Linked DNA regions of Mus musculus: region 2 is linked to region 1. A link is a loop called in an ENCODE intact Hi-C map of the cell type or tissue named here. Cell type or tissue: heart. All regions are shown on one strand. Each heading gives the region's core, and the rest is flanking DNA. Links, peaks and the distances in the headings are about the cores only. Region 1 has its middle 30 kb from the start of Gm16311. Region 2 holds the start of Dab2 (disabled 2, mitogen-responsive phosphoprotein).

Region 1 (10,994 bases), core at 2,022-10,021:
GGGAGGCAAAGGTGGTTGGATATCCAAGAATTTATGGCCAGACTATTCTTCAAAGCAAGTTCCAGGCCAACCAGGGCTGTACAGAGAGAGCCCTGCCTTGAAACACACACACACACACACACACACACACACACACACACACACACTATTTCATACAGCTTAGATCATAGAAAACCTTTAAAGATTAGTTTTTTTCTTCCTCTGTTCTTATATATCCTCTTAGTCCTTAATGAATATGTGCACGTTCCTTCATTATTGACCAATGTCTGTAACACCCATGCAATGCAAAGCCTAATCCCTAACAGTAATGTGCATGGATGATCCCACCATCGTGCTCAGTTCTGGTATCAAAGGCCCTTGGTGCAGCTGCTCTGGACACTCAGAGATTTCAGTAAACCCATATTCTATTTGGAAACAGGCTTCACAATTTTGAATTAAGCAACAAAACCAAAACCAAAACCAACCAAACCATGAGGATGCAGAATCTTCAGGATCCTCTTTAAGCACATACATTTCCTTTTGGTTCTAACCACGTAGGGGATGTTAATCCATGAGCAGCACATCCACCTTATCATAATTTCCAAGATCACTGAGCCTAAGAAGGTAGTTTCCAGCCCAAGAACAGGGTTCTGCCTTCACACATGTCCCTGTAGGTCTTCATTAAGACGAACTACTGGGTTGCTGACAACACTCTTGCTGTTGAACTTTGAAACAAGAGAAATCATTTGTCTTCACAGAAATGCCCAGTGAAATGTACTTATGAAATAATCATTGAAGAATGAATGCCCTTCCTTCCTTTTTGTATCTCAACAAGAACCCTTGGTCAGCAAGTTGGCCGAGTGGTAAAAGCATTTGTCTTACAATTTTGACAACCTCAGGATGTGACTTTGATTCCCACGTCCCATGTGGAAGGATAAAAGAAAACCCTACTCCCCAAAGTTGTTCTCCAGCATGTACCATTTCCATATTATTAAGTTGTTCTCCCTCCCTCCCTCCCTCCCTTTTCCCCTCCCTCCCTTTTCCCCTCCCTCCCTTTTCCCCTCCCTCCCTCCCTCCCTCCCTCCCTCCCTCCCTCCCTCCCTCCCTCCCTCCCTTCTCCCCTCCCTTTCATCTCCCTCTTTTTCTATCTCTACACACACACACACACACACACACACACACACACACACACTCAATAATAAAGACTTAAAAGAATCTAATTTCTTTCATGAGCAGCAAACATATCTATCTGTATATATAAACATATAAAGAGGAAATCTAAGGAATTAGAGAAGCCACATTTTCATTAAAACCCTTATACTTTAATCTAAGGGATTGTATTAAGATAGCTTGTTTATTTGCATGTATTTTTCTTCATGTCTATAATGGTGGTGGAAGCTAGTAAGCCACCATGGCACCACCCAATTCTGAAACTTCGTAACTCTGTGGAAGCCCTGACATTTTATTAAAATGCTGTGTGTTGTTTTTTCTGCTGTGCACTGTATAGATATTATTCAGGAGAATACACATGGCAGTGCTCACTTTGTGAGGGGCTCCCCTCCTCTTAGTAGATGGCATTGTTCTTGTACTCAACTGGGAAAATCCTGCAATCCACTAGAAAGCCGAACGAACAACCATCAACAGCTTGGCATAATTAGCTGGGGAACATGGAGGAAGTTGAGCATGAAATTCTAGCTAAGGAAGCGTTTTATGATTTCTTCTCTGATGAGCTATTGGGCATACTCGCAGTTTTAGGTTTAAAAGAACACATCTGTATTTTCCCTAGTTAAAAAAATGAAACGTTAGACTCAAGCTGGGATTTTCAAACCGGGTAACGGCGTAGGGCAAGGCCTCCTACAAGTCAGAACAGATGCCAACCACAAAGAATTTCCACCTTGGACACCAGCTCAAAAATCTAAACCAAACCAAAGAAAATATAACTTAAAAGTACTTTTCCTGCTCCCACCGTCAAAAGAAAATAATTGCCATTTAGTTTCTTAAAATGCAAATATGTTGAAAATGTTGACCATCAGTTTAAAAGGAAATAATAAAAAAGCCTGCATCACGCTTGTCTGGTGCTTGTTGTCTCTCATCCCATCTCACTGGCCACACACATGGCTCCTCTCCACTTTTGGACACAACACAACATGCCTGCCTCTGTTCCAAATTCTTTCTGAGAGTTGTATGTAGACTATAACTTTGTGCTAGATTAGTTTCTGTTATTTTGACTAAACACTGAACAAAAACAACTTGGGGAAGAATGGGTTTATTTCATCTTCTAAATCCCAGGTTACAACTGACTACTGAGGGGATTTAGGGCTGGAATCAAGGTAGGAGGAGCCTAGAGTCAGGAACCGAGGCAGAGACCATGGGCGAACACTGCCTACTGGTTACCTTCCCATGGTTTGCTGGGCTCAGTACCCTATACAAACTACAACCTCCTGTTTAGGAATGGCACATCCCAAAGTGGGCAGGGCTCTTCCACATCAATCATCAACCAAGAAAGGGACCCACAGATATGGGTACAGGCCAGTCTGATGGAAGTAATTCCCTAATTGAGGTTCCTGCTTTTCAGGTGACTCTAGTTTTTGTTCAGTTCACAAAATAGCAACCAGCACAAGTTTCCTGTTCATTATTCAGTCTTTGGAAAGCATCACTTCTGTGAATGGTTTCATTCTGGCTGCCTTTGATAATGCTGTCAAAACCCCGACATCTTACTCTTTCATTTTTCTATCAGAATGTGATAAGTAATATTAGAGATCTATATTTATTAATTACTTATCTATCTATTTTATTAGTTGCTCTGGGGATGGAGGAAGTTGTTACACATGCCTGGCTAATAAACAATTATTGATTAACATTTCAATAATCATATTAATAACAATGCAAAGCCTAATATTTTCATATTTACCTACCACACAAGACTCTACAAAGTTGATCTATGTTCAGCTCGAACAAACTCTCTAAGGTGATTTTTTTTGTAGTAGATGTGGAAAAATTAATTTCTGGCAGTTTAGTTAAGGATCTAAACATTTTAAATTGTGCAATTGATTTTAATATAAGAACTTACTGTACTCTTTGATGTTGATATATTCCTTATGGTTTCCATACTTAATAAACCAGGTAATACATGCCTACCATCCTATTGATATTACCAGAGTCCATTGGAATGTACTACTCTTGTTTCAGCAATCCTTGAGTCATTCTTTTTAAAAATTATTTATTTATTTTATGTATATAAGTACACTGTATATGTCTTCAGACATATCAGAAAAGAGCATCAGATCCCATTACAGATGGATGTAAGCTACCATGTGGTTGCTGGGAATTGAATTCAGGACCTCTGGAAGAACAGCTAAGTGCTCTTAACTGCTGAGCCATCTCTCCAGCCCCCTTGAATCATTCTTAATGTTGTATCTTCCAACTTATTTACACCTCCTTCCTCATAAGCTACATTTGTGAGGAAGCATGTTACCATGCATTTTCTTATCAAGAATATAATAATAATAATAATAATAATAATAATAATAATAATGATAATAGGTATATCACTATGAATTGATTACTATGTATAGCATTTTCTTTAAATAGGTAACAAATAATAGATGCCAAAGCATATATAAGATTTTAATAGAAGAATGGATTATATGAAAGACATTTGGGAACTAATCATTTAAAAGGAAAACAGGTACAGAGGTGGCAGCTGTACCCAAATACAGTTCAGTTAGGGTTCAGGTTGTGATGTGTTTCCTATGAGTCCCTCATTTTCATATTGGGTACCAAAGACAATTCTTAAAACTAGAAATTTCACTTAGTTCCAAGAGTAGTTACACAACAGAAACTTGATTCAATTGGGGGCTGGGAAAAAGGAAGAAAAGTCATTGTGTAGAAGGGAAAGGTGGAGACAAGGAGAAGAGTCAAGAGGACCATGAGTTAAATAAAAATACATTGTATGAAAATCCCAAAAATTAATAAAAATACTTGTTTAAAAAGAGGTCCATTACTGTCCTTTCAAATATCAGTCGGTTATAAACTAATTACTAACCATAGCATAAAAATACAAGATCCCGAATTAATCATACTTGATTAATTTTAGATGATTATATAGACTGGCCAAGAAAATATTGTTTCTTTGAATGTATCAATCACATGAAAATTAAAACATATATATTTAAAATAGAAATTTCAGGTTCTAACTCCATATTATTCAAATTGGGACCTAGGAAAGAGTCAGAGAGTTAGTTCAGATGAGATCCATGTTTAAACAAATCTGTAGAATATGCTGCTAAATAATGAGTATTCAACACATGGGTTATCTAGGCATTCAAGAGGCTGAAGCAGGAGGACCACAAGTCCAAGGCCCACCTCCAAAACTGAGAGCAAATAGCAGCAGCAGCAACAGCAGCAGCAGCAATGATAACAATAGCAAAAGAAAGAAGGAAATAATTCATATATAAGATGTTCAGAGATAATATTAGGGAAATAATGGAACTTTTCACCTACAAATAGCAATATTAAAAGTTATTGTTTGACTTGTGTGGTATTTCTAAATACTTCATCCCCCCCCCCCCCCACACACACACACAAAGTCATGCTTATACAGGCACACACACACACACACACACACACACACACACACATGCACTCCTACACTTAAGATCAGATTACACCACCTACTTTAGACGGAAACTTTAAAAGTTCAAACATCTAGAAAACTCATCATGGAGGTTTTTGGTTAATTTATTGACTCTAAAGGCCCAATACTTTTTTTTTTTTAACTTAGATGTGCTCACGCCCACACATTCACACAGTTCCATGGCAGTGAAGAAGAAATCTTCACATTCCAAATACATCTCAGAGAAGCAGGATGGTTAAGAATTCTCAATATTTTCACATTACTTAGAGCACTGTAGGTAGGTTACCCTGGCCTCATTCCCAGACTTTAACAGTAGGGGCCTTGTGAAATGCTAAACGATGTGTAGAACAGTATTTAGGCTCTCTAAGAGCCAATCCGTCAAAACATTTGCTGCTTTGAAAATGTGTTCTAAAAAAGGGGGGGGGGCATATGGAACTTATTACTGTGCTTGGTGGAGTTCAGGCTGCAGCATCCAAAATAAGCACGGAACCTTTTGAGGACACCATCTTACCTAAAGATGACAGGGCCTCTGACACTGTCCTGCCCTGACCGAAGGGTATGGAAGACTCATGGGAAATGGCAGGCTTCTAAACATTTGGGGGTGGGGTGGGGGTGGGGATTGAAAGGTTAGACTAGCACAGCGCTAGGTAGAAACATTAAACAGAACAAAGAAATAAGATGAAAATGGAGTGTAGAAAGCGTTAAGGAGCGCACAGCTGGTATTTCTCCATCAGCAACTTCCAGCTTAGTCTTCAGACCATAATTAATTAAGATTTATGAACAAATAATTCAGTGACTTACTGCTATATATTTAGGTGGAAGTTATGATGTGTAGCTACATACTTTGGGAATTCGATGGGTGGAAGAGAAATTAAATTCTTTGAATACCAAGGAGAAAATATTTTCATGATGAAGAAAGCAGCCAGGAGCATCGTCATTCTCTTCACCACTTACTGCTTCTCTCCTCTTACCTCTAAGTTACCTGGTGTGAGAAGGTAGACACAGCAAACTTTGCCTGCCTTATTTAATTGAAGTATTGAAATATCAAAGGAAGCTGAATGGTGGAGTTTGGAAAGGTTTTATTTACTTTTCTTTGAACCACCATAGCATTTGCTGAACCCACTACTAAGAGAACACAAAGGAAATGCTATTATCAGTCCTTGCAAACCAGAGCCGAAGTCTGTGTTTGAAGCTGAAAAGCCTTAAGCTCCGTGCTGTGTTTTATTATGCATAACTGAAATTCTTCACAGTTACAAAAGTGTAAACTTCTCTTGATTACATCAATATGGACTTGGAACAAGGAGAGGTACAGGTCACTGTTGCTGGGAAGATGCTCTGTGGCCAAATTTACTTGTGCTTTGAAGGGATAAAAGTTAGTCTATGAAGTATGCACTCTTGCAACCCCTATAAAATCCCTGTAAACATACTACTTCTAACTTCTTTAGGACCTCCCCCTGAGTGCTTTCATTTGCCCCCTTGTAAAATCTCCCATGCTTGAAATCTCCTGATGGTTTCAGACACGTCATTTCTAGAGTGTTCGACAGTATGAAGTGCACTTCGCAGGCCACTCTGACGGTTTACGCTCTTGCAGTGATGCTGCTCGCTTCTGCTCCACACCTTAGTTTTCATGACTTCGTGATCTGTGTTTTGTGTTTTATGACTGCTTCCTTGGGGAACTATCCTGCCCCTAAAAAAAAAAAAATGACAGGAATGATCCACATAAGTCCATAAGAGAGGCTATAAAATAAACATTATACCATGTGTGGGGTAAAAAAAATAGAACTGCAAATAGCTGGTCTCACTTTCTGGCATTTACACACATGGCCATCTGTTTGAGGACTGTTTTAGTTGGCTATTATCCAGCATTTATGTAACTGGCCAAGTCGAAGGAAATGACATCACCAAATTTCCTGATGACTGTCACTGGAGCCACAAATTTTTGGGGAGAAACAAGTTGCTCAGTAAGAAGAGAGACTTCTTAAATGTCTCTTCTACTTTCACTTTTTCCGGGCATACAAGTGTTATAAAACATTTTTCCTCCTACCGATGTCTATTTTGTGCTAATGGCTCTCAACAATGTTTACTATTTGGTTTGGAGATTCTACCTTTTTATGCTGTAGGAGTATTAGGGAGAAAAATACGACTTTTGTTGAGTATAGACGTCTGATCGGGAGCTGAGGAGGTGGCTCAGTTGTTAAAGCACTTGCTGTGTGTGTGGGAGGCCGCACCTGAGTTCACATCTCAGAATCCTACAAAGGATAGATATGGGAACATGTGTCTATAATCCCACGATAGCTACTATGTGAGATGGTAGTTGGGGGCAGGGTGATCTCTGGAAATTTAGGGGTCACCGCAACTGTGTAGCAGCTGATCACAAGGAATCCTGTCTCAAACAAGGCTAACATCATAGGTTGTCTTCTGACTACCACACATGTCCCAGGCACGCATGCACTCGGAGATTTAAAAATGCAATATGATCAGAATGTAATGAAAAAGAAAGTCGAAGTGACAAACTTTTGTTGTTGTCTTAAAACTGCATCTAAAATAATTCGGCAAACATGTAATCAGCCTGTTACCCTGATTCAAGCCCAGTCTTGGAGGTGCGCCTGCAGAGAAGGACTGACTGAAGAGGGAACTTTGGGAATTACACTTGCTGATGACAGGGAGAGATCAGAACGAGGAAGTGCGAAGGTTTCAATAGCATAATTTACAGAGCCTCTTAGCTCTGAGGGTAATCTGTACCACTGGACCAAGGAATCCTTTTATATGATTCCAAAACTAAACCATCTCTGGGGAAGCCTAGCAGCTGCTTTTAAGGTTCACAGTTGTATGGGGAAAGAATTAGCTTTAGAAGACTTTAAGGATATCTGCTCCTCTAACTCTCTTGGGAATTCAGATCCGGCTGAATGCGCATCTAAGCAGGAATCCCTGCTCCCATGCTAAACATTTTGGAATTTTGAAATGCCTTCAGATGACTGTAGTTGATTTACTGTGTCCTACCATAACTGAGCGTAGAGGCTGCCTTAGCCTGAACCGGAACTCTTCCAAGCCAGGGTGACCTAATCATTTAAATACCTGCCTGTGTTTGTTCGTGATCACCTTTCCCTCTTTTGTCTCTCCTCCATTTCCTCTTCCTGTCCATCACTATGGTAGGAGTCACTGCTGTTGGTACTCCACCTGAGTTCCTCTGTGAGCTGGAGCATCTATCTATCTGCTACATGGGTGTTTCAGAGTCCTTTCTGGATGCTTGTTAATCTCTGATGGCAGCGAATCACCTGCTGAGAGACTTCAAGACCACCATTCTCTCTATGTTCCTATGGTGGTCATCGATTGGGGGTGGCGAAAGCTTGGCTACCTGTTCTGAGGGTAACAGAGCTCTGATGCTCCGAGCTCCTGTACATCAGCCAAAGGTTCATATTCTTTCAAGATTCTTTCTCCTTCTCTTTCCATCTTATTTAACCTTGTCTGGGGGTTCTTTCCTAAAGATTGCTCTCCAGAAACCACAAGCTTTAGAAGCCCTTTCTAAGGTTCTCTTGGCAGCTTCCTCCTTCCCTTACTTGAAACACTGGTCATTGGCCAGGGTACCTGAGAACCCTGTGAAGGATCAATACTCAGGTGCCTTCAGTGTGCTGAGAAGAGTAATTAGAGGAGACAGCAAGGTGGAAGCTGAACAGGCAGGTTTTTGAAGTCAGTGGTATTAAGGTGAGAAGTTAAGAAGGAAGGTAATATTGGTAAATATTTCCACCAATAAAGGTACTTGATGGACATCGGAAGGGTGATGGGGATTGCACAGACAGATTTTAAAAAATGTACTTGGATTTTCTTTTTAATAATTTGTTTTTGACACTAGGCATGGTGGCTCACACCTGAGAGGCAGAGGAAGGCAGATATGTGTATTTGAGACCAGCCTGGTCTCCACAGTGAATTCTAGGGCAGCCAGGGCTATATAGTGAGAGTTTGTCTCAAAAAGACAAACAAACAGGGGCTGGAGAGATGGTTCACGCTTAAGTACACTAGCTGCTCTCCCAGAGGATCAAGTTTCAATTCCCATTACCCACGTGGTAGCTCACAACTGTCTGTAACTCCAGTCCCAGAGGGTCTGAGGCCCTCTTCTGGCTTTGAGAGTATTGCACTCATTTAGCACACATAAATACAGGTAAAACATTTATACCTGTAAAACAGATGAATAACAACAATAACAGAAACACACACACACCCTTAAAAAAAAACCCAATGTAGCCGTCTCTAGTGGTATAACTTGGTAAGTAGAGTCAGAAGGATCAGCCATTGAGGTACTCTTTAGTTGCTTGGTGAGATCTGGACTAGCTTGGGATACCCAAGACCTTTTAACAACCCACCCCTACCTGCCACCTTCCTGGTCAGAGCACAGGTGTCTGCACAGCCCGGGAGGCTTCTGCCTCACGTTCTGCGGGGGTCACCTTGGTTCCGAGACCCTGCGGCCGGCGGTCTGCGGGTGAGAGTGTGGAACACAGAGGCCAGCAGCTTCTGGAACGGGCGAGAGCCACAGAGCCTCTGAGGCGGCACCATTTCCGGCTCCAGACAACCGGCCACCTTCCTGGTGAGAGCACAGGGGTCCACCCGGCCCAAGAGGCTTCTGCCTCACGTTCCGTGGGGGCCACCTTGTTTCCGGGACTCCACGGCGGGCGGTCTGCGGGTGAGAGTGTGGAACACAGACGCCAGCAGCTTCTGGACCGGGTGAGAGACACAGAGCCTCTGAGGCGGCGCCATTTTTGGCTACAGACAACCTGCCACCTTCCTGGTCAGAGCACAGGTGTCCGCACAGCCCGTCTGCAGGCCAAAGCAACACAGCTTCTGGGAAAGATCCTGTTTTGGGCCTTCATCTTCCGCCAGGAGGAGGTCCAAACACCAGATAACTGTGCACCTCCCTGAAAGAGGAGAGCTTGCCTGCAGAGACTGCTCTGACCACTGAAACTCAGGGAAGAGAGCTAGTCTCCCTGGTCTGCTGATATAGTGTAACAAAATCACCAGAGGAACAATCTCTAAACAGAGACAACTATAACAACTAACTCCAGAGATTACCAGATTGCGAAAGGTAAACATAAGAATCTTACTAACAGAAACCAGGACTACTCACCATCATCAGAACCCAGCACTCCCACTTCGCCCAGTCCAGGGCACCCCAACACACCTAAAAAGCTAGACCTGGATTTAAAAGCATATCTCATGATGATGGTAGAGGACATCAAGAAGGACTTAAATAACTCACTTAAAGAAATACAGGAGAACACTGCTAAACAAGTAGAAGACATTAAAGAGGAAACACAAAAATCCCTTAAAGAATTGCAGGAAAACACAACCAAACAGGTGATGGAATTGAATAAAACCATCCAAGACCTAAAAAGGGAAGTAGACACAATAAAGAAAACCCAAAGTGAGGCAACAGTGGAGATAGAAACACTAGGAAAGAAATCTGGAACCATAGATGCGAGCATCAGCAACAGAATACAAGAAATGGAAGAGAGAATCTGAGGTGCAGAAGATTCCATAGAGAACATCGGCACAACAATCAAAGAAAATGGAAAATGCAAAAAGATCCTAACTCAAAACATCCAGGAAATCTAGGACACAATGAGAAGACCGAACCTACGGATAATAGGAGTGGATGAGAATGAAAATTTTCAACTCAAAGGAACAGCAAACATCTTCAACAAGATTATTGAAGAAAACTTCCCAAATCTAAAGAAAGAGATACCCATGAACATACAAGAAGCCTACAGAACTCCAAATAGACTGGACCAGAAAAGAAATTCCTCCCGACACATAATAATCAGAACAACAAATGCACTAAATAAAGATAGAATACTAAAAGCAGTAAGGGAAAAAGGTCAAGTAACATATAAAGGCAAGCCTATCAGAATTACACCAGATTTTTCACCAGAGACTATGAAAGCCAGAAGAGCCTGGACAGATGTTATACAGACACTAAGAGAATACAAATTCCAGCCCAGGCTACTATACCCAGCCAAACTCTCAATTACCATAGATGGAGAAACCAAAATATTCCACGACAAAACTAAATTCACCCATTATCTCTCCACGAATCCAGCCCTTCAAAGGATAATAACAGAAAAAAAACAATACAAGGACGGGAACCATGCCCTAGAAAAAACAAGAAGATAATCCCTCAACAAAACTAAAAGAAGACAGCCACGAGAACAGAATGCCAACTTTAACAACAAAAACAACAGGAAGCAACAATTACTTTTCCTTAATATCTCTTAATATCAATGGTCTCAACTCCCCAATAAAAAGACATAGACTAACAGACTGGCTACACAAACAGGACCCAACATTCTGCTGCTTACAGGAAACCCATCTCAGGGAAAAAGACAGACAC
Region 2 (10,994 bases), core at 990-8,989, 110 kb before region 1:
CTGCTCTTCTGAAGGTCCTGAGTTCAAATCCCTGCAACCACATGGTGGCTCATAACATCTGTAGTGAGATCTGATGTGCATTCTTCTGGAGTGTCTGAAGACAGCTACAGTGTATTTACATATAATAAATAAATAAACCTTTAAAAGAAGAAGGAGGAGGAGAAGGAGGAGAAGGAGAAGAAGGAGGAGGAGGAGGAGGAGGAGGAGGAGGAGGAGGAGGAGGAGAAGAAGAAGAAGAAGAAGAAGAAGAAGAAGAAGAAGAAGAAGAAGAAGAAGAAGAAGAGATCTCTCTAGCTGTGAATCACACCCCAAGAGTGCAGTCTTGGGCAGGTGACTTCATTTGTTACAAATCAGCTTACAGGTGGCAGTTTATGTCCTCTGCAGAGAGCAGAGTTTTTCAGCCTAATGTGTTACATCACATCACTGTGGTGAAACGGACTAGCTTTTACTAGCTTTGCTTTCTCCCAAGGCTTATTAAACCTACTTGTCATTCAAGTTTCTTCCAGGTTTAAGAGCATTTTAACTTAATTTTCCTTTTCTGTAGTGTTGGGGGTTGAATCCAGGGTTTTCTACACATAGGCACCCACTCCACAGTTGCAACAACTCTTAGCTCTTACAGGATTAGAGACCCAACATTCTAGTATCCTTACTTCCTGTTTTTCCCTCACCCTTTACTCAGATATTTCTTGAAAAATCTGAGATGTTCTTCATACTTTCTGTTTCCTGGTAACTTCCCGAGAACTAAACCGTAAATTGGCATGACCCATTACTGAGAATTCCTACCAGCTTAGATCAGCCACAGGTCACTTGCCCCCAGCTAGTTTATGCAGGTTAAAGAGGAGAAAGAAATTGCCAAGCAACTTCTGTACTGAGGTAATAACTGAAATTTTATAAGCTGCCTTGTGTTGTCTAGATGATGTGAGAGCTAGCAAAGATTAGAAAGTCTATATTAGAATTAAAACAAGTTTGAGGGGTGAGGGAAGGGCCATATGAGTAACGAAAGGCTCTACTTCACTTAGTAACTTCCATTTTTAGAGCAGGAAGCAATTTGTTCAGATTCTGCTTGTGCTAGAGAAGGCAAGTTTCCTTCCAGGGTGGTGGAAAGATGCAGGAAGGGGAGTAACCATGGCAACCTGCCCAGCTATGTGGACCAAGATAGTATTGGGGCCCGTGTCCTGGCCTAGTCACTGCTTAGTCAGGGTGGTCCCTCCCTTTCCCACTTCCTTGGCTAGAATGCTGACTTCAGGAGAAGGGTCACTCTTTCTCTGTTGGGAGTCTGAGAGAGTGTGGGGAAGATTTAAATGAGACCAGAGGTCATTCTGACCAAACCAAATAGCAGTCCTCCACACTGAGAACAGAGAGTAACTGTCTGTTCTTGCGTGAACACAAGCAAATACACAGGCTTTTTTAGTATTGAATACTTGAATGATTACCATTTTTCAAATAGGTGGGTGGTATTCCACTCTGATTAAGAAATTCTCCACTTGCTCTCAGGGGCCACAAAGACACTTGATTCAATTGTTCACAGGGCAGAAACAAATAGACAAACAGAATAAAGTATTCTAAGGATATAGATTAACTTACCTTCTCAGCAGCCCTTCGTACTATTGTTCTTCCCCAGATAAGAAAACAGAATTACCGAGAGGTTATTCTGTGTGTCCACGGTCATTTTACTAACAGTTGTGCAGATGCTTTCAACTACTACCCAACTGGGCTGTGTTGGCAGAAGGAGGGACACGGCTAGCACATGAATGCATATAGGAACTGCTAAGCCTTTAAGATATCCAGCACCATTTGTACCCCTAATCAGGAATTTGTTTGGGCTTTGTCTCTAGCAGGAGACCTGGTCATTTGCTTCCCTTCTGATTGCTATGATTAACCCACTAGGATATCTTACCATAATTTAGCTTTCCCTTAAACACACTTATCTGATGTGAATACTTTGTCATCTAAATGAGACTTGGGCCGCCCTCTGCAATTCTGTAACAGTGCTTCAACTTTTATTACAACTCCAAGGAGAAGGAGGAGGAAGCCAAACCAACCCAAAACCCAAAACAGCCGCATCCTGCTACTCAGGTGTTTCAGATTGCCAGTCTGGTTCCCAGCCTAATTCTGCCCAGGGTAGGGAGGTTTAAATGGTGGACCCTTGCAAGCCTTCAGCTGGAGGAACTTAGGTTGTTAGTGAGTTCCCTTCAGCAGCCTCTCCACCCATTCCAGTATCCTAGCTCTGTCCTAGAAGAAAAGGAATGAAACCCCAACAGAGAGAAGAGGCGAAGAAACGCAGGGTACTTCCAAGTTGGCTTCATCAAAGTGGTGATAGGTTTAGTCTGGGGGAGAAATGAAGAAGGGACTTCCTCATGGTCTCACCAGGAGCACAGTTTCCCACAAAACTTCCTGGTGGCTACAAGCCACCCAGCAAGCCCTGTTTTCCTGCTCGTTTAATTTTTAGGTAACAGAACTATGGCTGAGCAGTCCAGACCAGTTGGTCCACAGCTTCCGGAGGCTCTTGCACCATTCACCACGTCAACAACTATCTTCAAAGTGAGCTAAAATCCACCTAACCCTTGGAGGAAGACAAGAAATAAATAGGCCCAAGGACAGGAATTTAGACTTAGTTTAACCTTGGAAATTTTAAGTCTTTAGCAGAAATGCAAACTCTGAACTGGGTGTGGTGGCGCTCGCCTGGGATTCCAGGACTCGATGACTGGGGGGGGGGGGGGTGTTCAATCTCCCACTGAGAAGAGAGATAAGTTTTGGGATTCAGTGTCAAAATGCCAAAAGAAAAAGAGGAAAGGAGAGAGAGAGAGAGAGAGAGAGAGAGAGAGAGAGAGAGAGAGAGAGATCTAACCTCTGGATTTTGTTCTTTCTTCTCAAGTCAGCAAGGCCTAAAAGCATCCTGTGGTTATCTTCCCAGCCTCCTTTACATCCTCAGGTGGAGATCAATAGAATCGGGATCATCAGTTCTATAAATACATGGGTGCTGGAGGGCAAAGACAGAACACATTCCTCCCATTCCTCCACAATCTCTCTCTTCTGCCATAATACAAGTGGCCCAGCTTAGCGAGGTGTGCTCACCTCCGCCTACAGTCCTAGGGCTCCTGAGGCAGAGGCAGGAGGATGATGAGTTTAAGTCTAGACTGGGTTTACAGAGTAAGACCATCCAACCAGGAATTGAGAAGCGCAGCTCCATGGCTTGTCAAGCATGCCCAAGGTCCTGGGTTCCTTCTCCAGAACTCAGGGCAAAGACGGAGCATAGCAGCCTACAGGGAAAAAGTTTCTAGACTCGCGGTTGGACAAAAGGGCTTGAGTTTGCAGTAGAGGAAGAAGGGGTTTGTGATTAGGTTTTTAAACAAGGCTTGGGAAGAACCCAGCGAGTTTTAGGAGACAGTGACTACGAACTAGGGAAGAAGTGGTCTGTGTCTGATGCGAGTGCTGGAAGAGACCACCACACCTCTCTGGTGCTTTCTCAAGGGCTCTTGCTAATCTCGCCTTCTGAGCTGTGTTCCTCTAGCATTGCTTTGTCTAGATAGCTGTTTTCCTCTCCAAAGCCTGAATCCCCAACACTCCTAAATTCTCAAGCCAGTACATTTCTTTCAGTACTGCTGTGCCCTGCCTCAACCAAGGGAGTGGAGAGAGGTAGAGTCCTTGGTGGGTGGGGTAGCTAGCTAAAACAGGGCAGCCTAATCCAGGACAAGATAGCACCATGAAAAGCCATTTGGTAGCAGTGGCTCCCGAGTCCTGGCTAGTCCCTCCTTTCTAAACAACCAGTCACTGCTACTATGTGCAGAACCCAGGCCTCAAGATTGTAAACTAGGTAGGTTAGACATCCCATCAGAAGCGTTCCTGGAGCCTTATCAGCTATCTCCAAGGGATTTTGGCAAATTTTCTGCCATTACTTAGGTTGGAGTTATATCTACCTCCACCCTTCCCCTCCTGCTTTGCCTGATTAGGGCCAGAAATTTTTTCATCTTTATAGAGCAACAGCAACATTTACTATTCATGAAGTTGCCCCTCCATAATTTTTAAAGCTTTCCATGTGCCTGGAAGCTTGCTCGTTTTTGCTCTTCTCGGTTTACAGGGTGGCTCCCTTTCTTCCAAACACAGGCGAAGAAAGAGGAAAGGGTGGGAGGGGGTGCCTCGGGTGGAGATAACATCCATATTTTTTAACTGTTTTTAATCCAGTTAAATTTCCCTTCGGATTCACACAGCTCCCATCTGAAACCGACTACAGAGCTGAATTCCAGACTCAGGATTAAGTGGAGGAGAGCAGGCAGGAAGAAATAACAGCCAGCTCTATGCCGCAAAGAGAACCGCTACGTTGGCAGGGTCTCCAAGGTTTTAAACACAGTTTAGTCCCTCTTCTTGAATTCTTAATCCTTCCAAATAATTTACAACAGTCAAGAAAAACAGCATTCAAACGCTTCACGATTTAAAACAAGTTTGTTACGTGGCTTGGGCAGATACTTTTCTTAGGAATGCTGGTATAAGACAAAGTTCACATTTTTAATGCCCTGTGCTGTCAGTCAGCAGAAAATAGCTCCTCGGAGGCACAGACCATGTCCCCAGCCTTTGTCGCACAGTAAAACTGAACATCATTCAGGAGTTTATTAGGTGGTCAGCAGCCACACCGCGCATTCCCTGGGATGTCCCCTAAGCCCTAAAAACTAGGGCTCGTGTACAACACACACACACACACACACACACACACACACACACACACACACACACACAGGGACTCGTTAAATGTCACAGGATGGGCGCCTTGAGTCCGACCCCAAAGGTAAAATGCATTCCTTGGAAGCATTCCACAGATGTCAGGCCACAAAACCCGCTGCTCTCCCCGGAGTACACTGTCTCATTTGTAAGATTTCCCCAGCGCCCAAGGTCTGCAGCCAAGGCAGGGATGGGAAGAGAGGAGCCAGCAAAGGAGAGAAGTAGGTCGCAAAAAAAGAAAAAAAAGAAAAAAAAAGAAAAAAAAGGAAAAAAAGAGAAAGAAAGAAAGAAAGAAAGAAAGAAAGAAAGAAAGAAAGAAAGAAAGAAAGAAGGGACCGAAGGGAAGGGGGATGGCAGAGTTACTCACGGACTAGCTAGTGCTTCTGTGGAGCCAGCATGACTTCCCCGCGCCCGAAGCCTCAAGGCTGCAGCGCCGAGGACGCGGAGAACGCCACTTAAATAGCCGCGCGGCCACTCCCGGTAGAGATATGGTTCTAATCAGATGCTGGCTCTGAGGACTCTCCAGGAATGTGGCGGCGGGATGTTTTTGCTGCCTGGACTTGGTAACTCCCCCTCAACGTGTCTGCCGAGTCTTCCAAACTTAACTGTTTATTAACTCGAACTAAAGCCACGGAGATCCGGCGCCTCCTGCGCCTCCTGCGCCCCGTGCGCCCGGCCAGCTGGGGGCGATCGCAGAGACCCGGAAAAAGGAGCGTGCACACAACCCGGGCCAGGAGCCCCACACTGCCTTGGGCCAGAAAGGGTGCACGTAAGGACAGGAAAAGGGAAATTCTGGAGGAAAAGGATGGGATCCTCTGAGCTGCGTTTCGCAGATCCGTTCCCTGGATTGCCACTTCGAGTGGCGTGGCACGCGAACTGCGAACTCATCCTAAACCGCCTGGGGCATTTTGAACAAAGACGCGCCTTTACTCCTGACTTTCCGTTCCCGGGTCCAGTCTGTCCTTTCTAAAGCTGGGCATGTGACTGGATTGTTACCTTTAAAGAAAATCACTATTCTTTAATTGTGAACGTGCTTAAACAGGAGGGAAATCTATGTGTGCCCAAGTAAAAAGATGCCCTGTTATTGAAATTTAATATCACGCTCGAGCATATTCTCGCTATTAAACTGGCCTAAACAAAACAAGTTAGCCTCCATATAAATGATCTACATTTGTGATCATTTCAGTGTATATCCACCCACACGTAGATAACATGACTTTGTCTGCTAGTTTCTACAGCATTTCTTATTCCTTCATGAAAATATTGAGATATGTGAATAAGTATTGGAAGGTGTTTCATCGATGCTCAGCTGTGGATAGCCCGGCAGAGCAGACCTTGGGAATCCTATAGAATCTCACAATTTCTTTTCTGTATATTTTAAAGTCAGGGGACAATTGTTAAATAGTCACAGAAACAGTGGTGCTTTTCAAGTACTTAAGAAATTAAGCTTTGGGAAGATCCTCCTCCCCTTCTCCCTCCTTCCCCTCCCCCTTCTCCCTCCTTCCCCTCCCCCTTCTCCCTCCTTCCCCCTTCTCCCTCCTTCCCCTCCCCCTTCTCCCTCCTTCCCCCCTTTTCCCTCCTTCCCCTCCCCCTTCCTCCTCTTCCACTTTCTTATTTAGTCCTTTTTTTCTTGTTCCTCCTCCTCTTGTCTGTTTTTCCTTCTGCTCCTCCTCTTCTTCCCTCTCCCTCCTGCCCCTCCTCCCCTGTTGTAAGCAGAATGTACTGACTATGAAAATGACAAATTGTGACTTGGATGGAAACGGGTTATTGATTTTATTGAGTAAGCAACACAATGGATTTGCATTTTACCACTGAGAATCCAGGGTTCAAATTGGGCTTATGGTGCACCAAGGATGTATTTTGTGGTCCATGCCTAGCCCCAGCTGCAAAATCACTGTAATTTGAGGTAGCTCAATGAGAGTGGCAGTTTCTGCTTGCAAGTAGGTCAGGCTTGGAGCAGCCCTCATGCAGGGAGAGTAAGAGACACAGAGCAACACAGCTGGTCCAGGTGCTGCCCCTACCTGACCTCTGGATTCCCTTCACACTTGGGTGTGCAGAGTAGAGGTGTGTGTGTGTGTGTGTGTGTGTGTGTGTGTGCTTCCAATATTCCTCTGAGGTAATTTTCTATGGTTGAAAAAAAAAGGATTTTCAGTGAATGATGGAAGGTCTACTTTTCAGTTCTATGAAGGCACAAGACATAGGTGCGAACTTTAATTCTGCTAGCTCTGAGAACATCACACTTTGATTCTCAAATCTAGTAGTCTAGAGAAATGGTGTCATTTCAAAAAGTTCAAAAATTAGGGGAAAAAAAGGTAGTTCATTCACACAAACAGGGGCTCTGATAATATAAAAGAAACAAGTCTACAGACAGACATGAATCATTTCTCAATGTGGAAGTGGCCACTTAGGCCTTTGTCTTTATCTATATAGTTGAAAGATTATTATCAAAATGTGTTAACTTGCTCCCACTAGATGGAATGGATTTGCCTTAGAAACCAGAGAAAGAAAACGATTTCATCTGCTGTGAACTGCAGTTGTGAAGCAGTGATGTGGACCCAAAGAGCTCATTTGTGAGCAGCAGGCTCATAGTGGCTGCTTAAAGCGAACACCCTTGTGTTAGACAGAAATCTAAAGAGCCCACAGTAGAGAGTTCTGGTTTTGCAGTGTATTTTTATACCTCTAGGGTGCTGATATTGGTCTTGGCAGTAGTTCAATGTCCTGCTCACATTATGGGGGGGGGGGGGGATGAAAATAAATTTAACTCTTTTTATCCCAGGAGGTCCTGTTTCTTACCATTCCTACCACATCTAAGTTGATAACTTTTCAGTAAGTCTAAAATGAACATCTCCACATAAGAAACACACACACACCAAAGTCCACCCCGGTGTTCATCACCACTAAAATTTGTTTAGAGAATTAAAGTAGGAAAAAAATTAAATGCAGTGCTTTATAAACCAAGGTCCCCACATAAGGACAGTCGTTTGCACAAAAACCTGCCCTGTGGTAGGGTGGGGTGGAGTCTGGACTGTGTTCCCAGCCGAGAAAGGGGTAGTTAATCCCGTGACAGCTTGCTGAAGAATGCATGGTTTATTATTAAAGTAATCTCTTAAGGTTTTCCTGGAATGTACTCTCACAGCAGCTCTGCCTATGCAGGCTATCCTATGTATGTCTGTTCTTCCATGATGAAAACTGTCGATTCTTAGCTCAAACGTCTGGCCCTTTCTCTCCTACCCCTCACCCCTGCCTATTCCTCAGCTGCTCAGTGTTCCTCACACTGCCTGTTTGAATTGTGCTTATTTCCCGTGAACGATAGATCGTATCGGCCTCAAGGAAACTGTCCACTTCTCTGCTTATTGGACACATAGAGCTATTCAAACCAAACAAAGCAAGCATGGCAAGATGGGATCTGTCTCTAGTCCTAACTATTCTGGAGGCTGGGGCAGGAGGATGAGTAAGTTCAAGAGGGGAAAAAAAATATCAAAGAAGAGTTGACTGAGATTTATCGGGTAAGGTCCTTCTTTCTGCGTTTTCAATTTTTTAAATAAATAAATAAATAAATAAATAGGCTGTCAAGTGAGAAAGGAAAAGGAAAGAAAAGAAAATCCCCAAAAGGAAACAAACAAACAAAAAGACTGTTGTTTCTACAAAAAGTTCCTTGCCCTCCACTAATCCTATATATTTAACACTGAAGAAAAACAGATGCCATCAGAATCAACTGCTGACAGGGATAACCAAATATTGGGAGTTGGTCTTTATTTTTGTTATCCATTCATCCCATCCAACTCTGCTTTTTTCCTCCCTCCCTCCGCATTCTCTCTCCCTTCTTCTCTCTCCCTCCTCTCTCTCTCTCTCTCTCTCTCTCTCTCTCTCTCTCTCTGTTTCTGTCTCTGACTCTCTCTCTCTCTCTCTCTCTCTGAGAATATTTTTGGAACCTTGGAAGACAGGTTTTTTTTTGTCTTTCGGTTTTCTGACATTTGTTTTCTTGCTACATTCCTTACGATGCCACAGGATTCAATCTATTTGCATGTGGCCTGTAGTAATAGTGAAACTCTGATGATGCCACTAGAATACTTGGGGAAACTGGAACACCTTGAAACAGACATTTAGCATTCAATATTGGGCCAGCAAGATGGTGCTGTTTGCAAAGCCTGGCAAAGTGCAGCAAAGTCCTTGCAAAGTCCCAGCTGCAGGACACACATGACAGGAAAGAACTGACTCCTAAAAGTTGTGCTTTTGGTTCCACACACATGAGCAAGTATGCATGCGTGTGCATACACAAAAACTATAATAAATACAAATAAATAAAATTCAATATCATATATTTATATAGCTAATCACACTTCACTACACTTTGTACATAATGACAAGTAATAAAGGAAGAGAGTATTTTAATATGATTTATCACTCAAATAAATATTGTTTTATTTAGCAACCAAGCCAATGTGAGTTATCAAAAATTAAAATATACTTAGCATTGCAAATAAAATGATAAAAGGCACACAGCCCTGCAAGAACGTTGATAGCAACCACGTAGCCCGTTTTCTACCTTATGAAGAAGAATCTGAAAAATTCCTAAACAGAACAGCAATGGCTTGTGCTGTAAGATCAAGAATCGACAAATGGGACCTCATAAAATTGCAAAGCTTCTGTAGGGCAAAAGATACTGTCAATAAGACAAAAAGGCCACCGACAGATCGGGAAAGGATTTTTACCAATCCTAACTCTGATAGGGGACTAATATCCAATATATACAAAGAGCTCAAGAAGCTGAACTCCAGAAATTCAAATAACCCCATTTAAAAATGGAGTACAGAGCTAATCAAAGAATTCTCAATTGAAGAATACCAAAGGGCTAAGAAGCACTTGAAAAAATGTTCAACATCCTTAATCATCAGGGAAATGCAAATCAAAACAACCCTGAGATTCCACCTCACACCAATCAGAATGGCTAGGATCAAAAAATCAGGTGACAGCAGATGTTGGCCAGGATGTGAGAAAGAGAAACACTCCTCCATTGCTGGTGGGATTATAAGCTGGTCCAACCACTCTGGAAATCAGTCTGGCGGTTCCTCAGAAAACTGGACATATTACTACCAGTAGATCCAGCAATACCTCTCCTGGGCATATACCCAGAAGATGTTCCAACTGGTAAGAAGGACACATGCTCCACTATGTTCATAGCAGCCCTATTTATAATAGCCAGAAGCTGGAAAGAACCCAGGTGTCCCTCAATAAAGGAATGGATACAGAAAATGTGGTACATTTACACAATGGAGTACTACTCAGCTATTAAAAACAATGAATTTATGAAATTCTTGGGCAAATGGATGTATCTGGAGGATATCATCCTGAGTGAGGTAACCCAATCACAAAAGAAGTCCCTTGATATGCACTCACTGATAAGTGGATATTAGCCCAGAAACCTAGAATACCCAAGATACAACTTCCAAAACACAAGAAAATCAAGAAGGAAGACCAACGCATGGATACTTCATTCCTCCCTAGAATAGGGAATAAAATAAGAAGTTGCAGAGACAAAGTTTGGAGCTGAGATGAAATGATGGACCATCCAGAGACTGCCCCACCCGGGGTCCATCCCATAATCAGCCACCAAAAGGAGACACTATTGCATACACCAGCAAGATTTTGCTGAAAGGACCCTGATATAGCTGTCTCCGGTGAGGCTTTGCCAGTGCCTGGCAAATACAGAAGTGGATGCTCACAGTCATCTATAGGATGGAACACGGGGCCCCCAATGTAGGAACTAGAGAAAGTACCCAAGGAGCTGAAGGGGTCTGCAACCCTATAGGTGGAACAATATGAACTAACAAGTACCCCCAGAGCTCATGTCTCTAGCTGCATATGTATCAGAAGATGGCCTAATCAGCCATCAATGGAAAGAGAGGCCCCTTGGTCTAGCAAACTTTATATGACCCAGTACAGGGGAATACCAGGGCCAAGAAGTGGGAGTGAGTGGGTAGGAGAGCAGGACGGGGGGAGGGGGGGACAATATGCAATAGTGTCTCCTTTTGGTGGCTGATTATGGGATGGACCCCGGGTGGGGCAGTCTCTGGAGGGTATAGGGGACTTTCGGGATAGCATTTGAAATGTAAATGAAGAAAATATCTAATTAAAAAAAAAAAAGAATCTGTGAACCAGACAGAAAGCAAGCACCATATACAGAGATGCTGATTGCTTCAGTGTTCATAGAAATATGAAGGTGAAAACAAAGTGTGTCCATCAGCAAGAAGGAGTCACGTCACGGTTCACACATGGTGTTG

What was found. A loop is a pair of places that touch in the nucleus more often than their neighbours do. Peaks named below come from ENCODE experiments on the same cell type or tissue, not always from the same donor. Only the 100,000 strongest peaks of a DNase experiment are listed, where the experiment ranks them.
Region 2: it touches region 1 in a loop (3-fold over the local background); 4 of 42 quality-filtered maps call a loop at or near these places.

Annotation. Positions count from the first base shown.
Region 1 is chr15:6,274,248-6,285,241 of GRCm38, reverse strand. No RefSeq gene overlaps it. Among named protein-coding and RNA genes, the nearest start is that of Gm16311, 30 kb to the left of the region's middle. In heart, for the core only: no CTCF peak of the experiment used is centred there; a DNase peak (open chromatin) is centred at 6,481; H3K27ac peaks cover 564 bases.
Region 2 is chr15:6,381,019-6,392,012 of GRCm38, reverse strand. Dab2 (disabled 2, mitogen-responsive phosphoprotein) reads right to left here and starts at 5,265. Exons shown (of 15, transcript NM_023118.5): 1 at 5,081-5,265. In heart, for the core only: a CTCF peak has its summit at 5,387 (motif pointing right); DNase peaks (open chromatin) are centred at 1,142, 3,692, 4,812, 5,412 and 1 weaker place; H3K4me3 peaks cover 3,032 bases; H3K27ac peaks cover 3,299 bases.